Linked DNA regions of Homo sapiens: region 1 is linked to region 2. The links are chromatin loops, found by intact Hi-C in ENCODE. Cell type or tissue: ascending aorta. All regions are shown on one strand. Region 1 overlaps TPK1 (thiamin pyrophosphokinase 1). Region 2 overlaps TPK1 (thiamin pyrophosphokinase 1).

What was found. A loop is a pair of places that touch in the nucleus more often than their neighbours do. Peaks named below come from ENCODE experiments on the same cell type or tissue, not always from the same donor. Only the 100,000 strongest peaks of a DNase experiment are listed, where the experiment ranks them.
Region 1: a loop joins it to region 2, with 2.7 times the contacts of the local background. A loop is called at or near these places in 8 of 110 quality-filtered maps.

What each region holds. Positions count from the first base shown.
Region 1 is chr7:144,729,592-144,734,591 of GRCh38, reverse strand. The region is part of intron 3 of TPK1 (thiamin pyrophosphokinase 1); the gene reads left to right. Among named protein-coding and RNA genes, the nearest start is that of TPK1, 100 kb to the left of the region's middle. In ascending aorta, no CTCF peak of the experiment used is centred here; a DNase peak (open chromatin) is centred at 2,771; H3K4me3 peaks cover 537 bases; H3K27ac peaks cover 1,488 bases.
Region 2 is chr7:144,784,827-144,789,826 of GRCh38, reverse strand. All of the region lies in intron 2 of TPK1 (thiamin pyrophosphokinase 1), which reads left to right. Among named protein-coding and RNA genes, the nearest start is that of TPK1, 49 kb to the left of the region's middle. In ascending aorta, a CTCF peak has its summit at 2,502; a DNase peak (open chromatin) is centred at 4,696.

The DNA of each region.
Region 1 (5,000 bases), 55 kb after region 2:
CATGATTACAGCACTACACTCTAGCCTGGGTGACAGCGAGATCCTATCTCAAAAAAAAAAAAAAGGTACATTTTCGTTGGCATAAAATACCATAGTGTTAGTAGAAAAACAATAGATATGGAATTATAAGTATAAACAAAGTAAATGCCCAATCATCATTGAATAGTTATAGATTATGGCATATATGTGTCAAAGAATATGATGCCATTTTGAAAAAAAAGAATTAGAGCTGCACTCATTGCCTTGGAATTTCAGTGAGGTATTGAGTGAGGAGAAAAGTAGGATGCAGAAAAGTTCCCATTATTTGATGTGATTTTAATAAAATAAGTGAAGTAAACAAATCCACATATACATATTTACTGTGTATGGGTGAAAATTTATTTGTCTGTTTATCAACATGGAGAAGCAGGGATCCTATAATGTGTCTCTTAGACGGGTTGGGGAAGGGAATAAGGTGTGAGCATAGAGAAGAGAGAGGGAGAGAGCAAGCGAAAAACAAAAACTGCACAAATAGCATAAATAAAAGCCTTTATGATATGAACACATTTATACATATAAGATTTGAGATAATTATATAAGCTGTGTATGTGTAGTTAAAATTGAAGACAATTAAAAATAATGTGAAAGAGTGGGAGCTGATATGTATAAAAACAGAATTGACTGTAGACATCTCCTTTGGTTATAGGCAGAACTATAATAAGGTTTTGAGAAATACATATTTGATAACTATAAAAAAGCTTTTCTCACTACTGTTTTTTGTCTAATGGTTGGTAAACCTTTTTATATTGCAATCTTCTGTGTTGCTCTGAATCTCCAATTTATTTGAGAAAAATGACATTCAGAAATGCTTAATATAGTATTCAATTATTATTTCAATAAACATATGGATAACACTTATTTATGACATAGATAAGTCCTGCATACAGTGGCACACAGAGGCGAGGTATATAATTTGCCTGAGGGAGATCAGGGAAGGCTTCCAGGAGGATTTAGAGAATGCATGCTAGGTGGGGGGCAGCAAGAAAGAAAGTGCAGAATGGAGAAAGAGTATATATTTCTGTTTTAAACTCAATGGAAAAAACAACAAAGCAATAGATTGTAAATGGAAATTAATTGCTGCATTTTATTGAGTCTAAGAGACTCTATCAGTTTTATGATGCATGAGTATTTTATGTACCACAGGAAAGAAAAACTTGCTTATTAAACTTTTATATGTATGTAAATATATATATATGTATATACATATAAACTATTTTATATATGTAAATATATATGTATATACATATAGTTTAATAAGCAAGTTTTTCTTATATATGTATATTCATATATATGTGTGTGTGTACATATAATTTTTTTGTGTGTGTGTGAGACAGAGCTTCGCTCTTATTGCCCAGGCTGGAGTGCAATGGAACAACCTCGGCTCACTGCAACCTCCATCTCCCGGGTTCAAGTGATTCTCCTGCCTCACCCTCCCGAGTAGCTGGGATTACAGGCATGCACCACCACTCTGGGCAAATTTTGTATTTTTAATAGAGACAGGGTTTCTCCATGTTGGTCAGGCTGGTCTCGAACTCCTGACCTCAGGTGATCCACCCACCTCAGCCTCCCAAAGTGCTGGGATTAGAGCCATGAGCCACTGTGCCCGGCCTATTTATTATATTAACAGTTATTATCTCACAGATTCTCTGGGGCAAGAATTCAAGAGCTAGTTATCATAGGTGGTTCAGGCTTAGTATCGCTTATGAAATTGTAGTCAAGATGTTGGTTGGTGCTGTGGTCATCTGAAGGATTTCCTGGGGCTGGAGAATGTAGTATCAAGATGGCATACTCACATTGTTGATGCTGATGGGAGAATCCCTTGTCCCCCATGGAGATGGTTGACTACTCTTACAGCATGGTGATTGTCTTTCCCCAGAGTAAATGATCCAAGAGAACAAGTGAGAAAGATTCTGAAATGTCTTTTATGACCTAGTTTCCAAAATCACATTTCATTATTTCTGTCATATTTGTTAGAAGTGAGTTGCTAAGTCAAGCCAACTTTCAAGGGTAAGAAAATTAGACTCTACCCTTCTACGTGTCAAATGAGGAAAAACAAGGAATTTGTGGACATATTTGAAACCACAGCACTCTTAAAGATATAAGTGAAAAAAATGGTGAAGGATATTTTTTAAAACTTTGCATTTATTGTGTAACTCTTCTGAATCACTTTGCAAGAGAGTTGTTGATGTTCATGTTTTTCAACATAATATTGTCTTCTGTGCCACTAATAACACTGGCGATGAAGCATTTTTAAACGAATGATAGAGTGTTGACTTCCAGATCTTTCTTCAAGCTGCTGTCATCAAAGATGCATGTTTCAATGCTATTGTTTTCATAATCTTACCATATGAGTCAATGGAAAGGATTCAGTGAAATATGAATATTCATTTACCTTCCTAAGATGGTTCTCAAACGGCTTATTGATTGAAATGTTGAAAAGTTTCCTGGCCCAGATACGTCACCCAGTTTTTGCATATATGGATAATGACACTATATCATGATTTTCATCGGGCCAACAAATGTTTTTGAGACATATCCTATTTTCAGATTGTTAAAATATAAAAAGAACATGCTTGTTATTACTCAGTGATGTAGATAGCTATTCTTTTTGTTGGCTCAGTACTCCCCCTTTGTTGGCAAAAATACCTCTCCTCTCTCATTCTAACCATGTAGTTCTAGTGGAAGCTGCCAGTCATCATAGCCCAGACATTGGCTGCAGTGGTGGATTCCCTGAGCTGTGTCCAGGTCGATGGTCCCCCTGGCCACTGAGATTGGCTCAGGGATGGACACATGACTCAGTCCTATCTGTGTTCTTTGGATTTTATTTTTAAACTGGAACTAGCCAGGTAAAGTGCTTTTCTGGCATTGTTTAGGAAATATGAAAGAAATTTCAGTTTCCCTTGCAGACGTGTTCTGGCTTGGAGTGACAGGGGCAGAACCTGCAGAAAGCCATGATGCTAACAAGGACTTTTATAAATAAATTCACCTGCTTTGCTTACGGTAGTTCAAGTTGGGATCCTGTTCTGACCCATTAAAATTGGTAAACTATAATTTCATTATCTATGTGTTTTGCCTTTGTATACAATAAAACATAAAAATCACATCAGCCTTGAGGGCTGATGTGATTTTTATTTTATGACTTTGTCGCCAACCCTATTTTGTCCATTAGCTTTTGTTTTCTTTAACTGAAGATACTTTTACTACTATGGTTTTCAAAAACATCACTCTTGTAGTTGGGAAATACATAACCTTTTATTAATAATATAACTTTTAGTCTAGGCATGGTGGTTCACAGTTATAATCTCAGCATTTTGGGAGGCCAGATGGATCAGTTGAGCCCAGGAGTTCAAGACCAGCCTAGGTAACATGGCGAGATCCCATCTCTGCAAAAAAAATTTTAAAAATGAACTGAGCATGGTGTTCTGTTCCTGCAGTGTCAGCTACTCGGGAGGCTGAGGTGGGAGGATCACTTGAACCCAGGAGGTTGAGGCTGCAGTGAGCCATTACTGTACCACTGCACTCCAGCTTGGGCGATAGAGACTCTGTCTCAAAAAATATATGTATATATACATAAAACTGTTAGATTCACCAATAAGTGACTTTTTGTTGCATAATTAATACAAAGGGAAGATAACTAGGAACTTGTTAGCTATCCAAAATGTTTCTTCAGGAAAATAACAGACTTTAGAAATTGCCTAATGTTGTTCCTATGGTTTACCTTTGGCTTAGACAAAATTTATTTGACTAAGAAGTAGTATCAATTTGTAATGAAGAAAATGGAAGTCTTAGCAATACCGGAAGTGTGAAGTACTGAACAATTCAATTTATACGTGGGACATTTGTTACACCAGGCTTCATGCCACTGAATATGGCTGCTCAAGAGAATAGTCATGTTAGATGTAAATTTTAATAGTAATATTTATATACTGTTTTTACAAAGTTTACTTGAACATTAAAAACTAGGCGTTGCTGAAAAATTACTGTTTTTTAGGTCTTTTTTGATTTCTTTCATCAGCATTTTGGTAGCTTTTACCATATATTTTTAAAAGTACCGAGTTTTTAATGTGTAATTTTCAATGTTTAGATAAGCTCTGTGTAAACAGTATATAAATATTACTATTAAAATTTGTATCTAACATGACTCAGCATTTTGGTAATTTTTACCATATATTTTTAAAAAATGGTGTTTAAAATAGTATTTTAAATAATATATGGTAAAAATTACCAAAATGCTGATGAACGATGGTATTTTAAATACCATAAAATGATATTTAAAAAATATAGTACATATATTTTAATGTTTTTGCCTAAGTATTCTTTTTCTTTAAAGTGATCATAAATGACATTGTTTTTAAAATTTTTTTTCCACATGTTCATTATTGGTAGATAGAAATGTGATTGATTTTTGTATGGGGGTAAAGAGATCCTAATTTGAAAATTAACACTATTTGTTCCCATAGAAATAATGAACCACACAAAAGGCAATGTTCTTATTTAGGAAAAATCTTCAATGTTTTTGGTAACTTTTTTTAGGTTTTATATAATGTTCAGCTATAGCATACAAATCATTTAAAATATAACTTTATTTTAGCAGAAAATTTTTGAAAGAAATATTCATCGAGAGAAAATAATTTTATAAGGAATTGAATGATCCATGATACATAATTTTTGGAATATATTGATAATTCAATATGCAGAAAGAATCATTTAAGTTTAATTTTTTTTAAGACTAAATTAGTTTTGATTATCTGCGTAGTTTTCAAAAGTCAGCTTGATAGCCTTGCCTCTAAAAATCACTCAGTGTATCTCCTTCTAAATAGACATATATTAAACGTAATGATTTGGACATCTAATTAATGACATTTAAAATGAATTATACATATTATCTTTGCTCATTCAATCATCTATTTAAAAATATATAATAGGTAAATTTAGTAGTCAGCACACACATTCATATTTGA
Region 2 (5,000 bases):
TCCATTAAGAAAATCTCAAATACAGGCCTCATGATTAGAAATTAATACATTTTATAAGACCCATGAATTTTTATTGCTAACAGTGGGGTATTTGAGAAATTATCTAAAAAAGATTCTGGCTGTGATACAGGTATATGGCATTTTCCCCTTGTCTGTAATCCTTTTAAATAAAGACAGAGTGAATCAATTTTATAATTAATTTTATGCAGATATTCTAATTTATTAAAAATGGTTGGTGGTAGTTATACATTGAGAAATGGGTAGGAGTTATTTATCTCATTAGATTAATACCAATTTTTATGAACAGTTTTGGGATAGATTGGCTAAATGACTTTGGCGCTGAAGCTATGCCAGTTTGAGGTTTATTCTTACGCCTTTATTTCTCTTCCACAACCTTGTGTTAATGGTCTGTCTCCCACGAAACTCTGGGCTGTTGGAGGGCAGGTAGAATATTTCTATTTTCAGTGCCCTTATGCCGAGCTCATAAAAATGCCAAGCATGCTAAAACATGTTGAATAAACAGATGGATGAGAAAATTGAAGTCTATGAGAAAATTGAGGACTGACTTTTAAAAAGCTACAGTTGTATACTGAACGTTTCTTATTTGTTGAGTCCTGCAGACAGATCTGTCATACAGCTCTTACAGAGCAGAGGTTCAACTACTGGCAGAACTGGAACTCAGGTCCAGTTTTACATCTGTGTCTACTCTTTGCTCTTTAATGGAGAAGAAATGAGAAAATTCTAGAGAGTTGTAATGGCTGAATCCGTGATATTATTTCGTGGTTAGACTCAGTCCATTTGGACTTGTGAGATTTTCCCATTTGGTAGCCAAAGATAAGGACTAGGTCTGTGATTTCTTTTCTTTTCTTTTCTTTTCTTTTTAAGATAGAATTTCGCTCTTTTTGCCCAGGCTGGAGTGCAGTGGTGCAATCTCAGCTCACTGCACCCTCCACCCTCCGGGTTTAAGCGATTCTCCTGCCTCAGCCTCCCAAGTAGCTGGGATTACAGGCATGCACCACCAGGCCCGGCTAATTTTGTATGTTTAGTAGAGATGGGGTTTTTCCATGTTGGTCAGGCTGGTCTCAAACTCCCGACTTCAGGTAATCCGCCTGCCTCGGCCTCCCAAAGTTCTGGGATTACAGGCATGAGCCAGTGCACCCGGCTGTGATTTCTTTTATATTGCTTTTTGGCCCCTAAAACAGGTGTTTATCAAGTTCTGTTTCTCCGCTTTCTCTCCCTGCCCTGCCCTGCCCCATGGTACTAAGAAAGAGTATATTTAATCCAGAGATGGGCCTGTGGATAGTTTTTCTTCCTGTTCCATAATTGACATGTCACTTGCCATTCAGCCTAATCACAAGGTGTCTAATCCTACTCCTCCTTATATGGTATATTCCCCAAAATTTATTCAGATCCATTTGAGCTTGTGTTATATATAGTTTTATCAAAATCTTTTGTAGATAATTCTCCAGTTTTTTTAAGTCAGTGCCCTTGCTGAAATTTCTGACCGCAAACTTTTTTGTTTTCTCATATGCTTGATTCTTATTCTACTATTCTCTTTGCTCCTCCCTCTGTCAAAAGTTGTACAGAAAAAGGAGAAAGTCCTTGCATGTATAACCTTAGCACTATATCAGCCTTTTAAAGTATTTGCTTTCTTACTAGAGACCATTTTTACTTTGTTTTGACAACTTAAAGTTCTTATAGCTCTACCTTATTTTTGTTTGATGCAAATACAAACACACACGTTTGAAGAAAATCAAGTTGGACATCAAGCTTTATATTGATGTGTTTTGTTTATTGTTGATTTATATTGATAAAGTGTGCATGAAGATTAATTTGTCATGCACATGGTATAGAATAGTATATAAATTAACTATAATATGAAATTAACTAAATAGTATATAAATTATAATAGTATGTAAATTAACTACAGTAATTACAATTACCAACAGTGAGGGCCTGCTCCATAGCCTATGCAAGTAAAATTATTTTTTTGTTTTCCATTGAAACCTTTCGGCATTTGTAGGGGTTCCCAAGCACTAAGTCATATGTTTGTGTGAAGTAATCTTTATCTGCTGTGCATTCTTTCCATTTTATTTATTTATTTTTTAATTTAAATATACAGTCTCTCATAAAATGTCAACACATCTAAGAGTTTAGAAATGACTCGTTTTTTCCAGTTTATATGGAAAAATATTAAAAAGATATACTTTTCTGTTGAACATTTTTTACCTTAGATATTATAGATTAAATATTTTTTTAAAAGGGAAGTCATCTACATATGCAGAATTTCAAAGCAAACCAATAATTGTTTTCAATTGATATTTATTGAGCTTCTACTTAGTACTCCATTTTTTGTAAGGCTCTTAAAAAGAAGCACGATGCTTCTGTTCTTGAGATACTCTCTTGCTCTTTCTCTTTTTCCATGGATTCTTAGAGACACATTTTTCTGTCATATTTTAAGCTTCCTACAATTGGATGGCACCTTGCAATCACTGTCAGCCAGGTGGCAGTCATGGCCTAGTTGTGTGGAAAATTATTACTTGAAACATTCTCTCGTAACCTCTGGTTTAGATTTAATGAAATGAAATATTACTTTGAAAAATCCAAATAATGTAGTTATTGGATATAATTTGGGAAATGCTTTTAAAAGATTAATAGAAGGAAAATAATAGGGTAGAAATAGAAACAAATTAGTAATCAGAAAAATTTAAGATACTCCAATAACCGCATTTTCCACCAAAATTGTCCTTTATCTCTGAGGTTCTTAGGGGAGGAAAATAATCTTCCCTCTACCCTTCTGAGTTCTTAGCTGGGACCTTTGTAACAAAAGACAGACTAACAAGAGAGAAAAAGATTCATTAACTTGTGTATATCTTATAAGGGAGAAAACTCAAGGAAAGAGTAACTCTCAAAAGAGGTGGCTTAGAACTATGGCTTATATAGCATCTTCCCCCAAAAATGATGAATGTTTACAGGGGGACATGATAATGGAAAAGAACCTTGAGTGTTTAGGGGTACACATTCTGGGGAGGTATAAATATAGGGGAGACTAATGGTAAACAAAGTAATGGCAGTTAGTGTACTTTGGACAGAGGTTTCTCTGGCGCCCTCTCTAGACTGATAAGGGTCAGAAGTCATCTCTGGTGATTTACTTGTCCTTTCTGATAGAGAAGGGAAGAGGGGCACCTTTATAAATTTATGTCTGGCTTTTAGGCAAATAGGGAGAAAGCGGAGAGCTTTTTGTGTATCTGTTTCTTCTCAATTGCCTTTAGCTCAAAACAGTCATTGAACATTGTGACATACTTTGGAGTGGTATATTCTGCTGCCCTTAAGATTCCTCTAATTTTCTATTTTCTACTTTAAAGATTCATAGGTAGTGTGTTAATCTGCTGGAAACTCAGTTTGCTAATGGGTTACTGAGAATCTTTCACTTAGCCTTTCCTGAGTTTTCTCTAAACCTAATGCTACAGACCTCTTGAGATTTGCATTAAGTGTAGTCATCAAGGAAATCCACGTAGATAGGAAAGGGGCAGCCTAGAGGTTAAGCAGGAGACTGGCTTAAAGTAGTCTGGCTTTGTTATGCCACTGGTGACCTCTGGTCAATTATTTTCCTTCTCAAGCCTTAGTTCTTCCTTTGGCAAATAGGAAAAGTAATAGGATTTTCCCCATAATTTGTAGGGCTTAAATGAAAGAGTGCATATATGATACTTTGATTTCTATTTTTTTTTCTTTTTACTTGTATTTACTGGATATTTACTGAGCTTCTCTGTGTTAGGTACTAGGGATACCCAGTGAATAGGAGATAAAAATTCAGCTCACAGTTGAGCTTCTTTCTTAGTGGAATGAGATCAGTACTTGATACATAATAATCTTGTGTAAGAAGTTATACAGTTTATGTAACAGTAGAACTTACTGTGTAATAAAATAATAACACCTTGTTATTCTCTTGGGGCTGACAATACCTGGGGGAAATGAGAATTCTAATTATCTCCTTACACATCCATACCTTATGGCTCCTGCTTCATCAGGGCTCAAAGGAAGGAACTGCCAAGAGTTTCAGATGACAGCTTGCTGTGTTGGCACTTATTATTCAGATGCTAATGGATAAATTCTTTGGCTTTTATACTTGGGAGCAGATTTAACGTGTCTTCTTAGATTTCATTCATAATCTTATTCACAAGTTCTTTTTAGCTTCTTTGAGAAGTCTGTAATTTTAGAAGCCTTAGCTCCTGAATCATAATGTGGGAGAACATGAGTTGATTAGCAAAAATAATGTTAAGAGTGATTTCATTTTAATTCTAGTGTGTCAAATCTAAAGAAGACATTGACAATGTTAGGGCTATATGTAGCACCTTGACATTGCTCTAAGCAATAAGGCCAGTAATAGCCATATCAAAATGGAGATTTAAAAAAAATCATTTATTTGAGTCTTCCAGCTGAAATTGATGGGGAGAGGGAGCTGGTGATCATTACTTAAAATGGCCTAAAATATATTTTACTGTGTGGCCACCACCTCTCTCCTAGGTTTTCTGCTGTCATTACCTCTTTTTCCCCATTCACAGTATTGGCCACTTTTCATGCGTTTTGACTCTTTGCATATGGTGTTTTCTCCGGGACTATCCTACCTCCTCCACATAGGGCACTGTAACTCAGCCTCCAGTACTGCTAGAATGACTCTTCTATGACTCCTTCCCCATTCCCCTGGGACAGCTTCCCCTTCCCTGTGATCTCATTGCGTTTGGCACATTGGGTGTTTTCTTCAGTCTGTTGTTCTTCACACTATTTTTGGGCCTGTGTTCTTCATTGGATCCAAAGCATTAATAACAATATCATTTGCTTTTTCATGACATTATAAGGAAATCATGGTTTTTAAATATTATAAACATTAGCTTTTGTTAGAAAAGCAGAGAACATGTTGATTATTCTTTGTTAATATTTGATATCTTTTATCCTAGTATCTTAATTCCACAAATTTTGATTTATTTATAAACCTCATTACA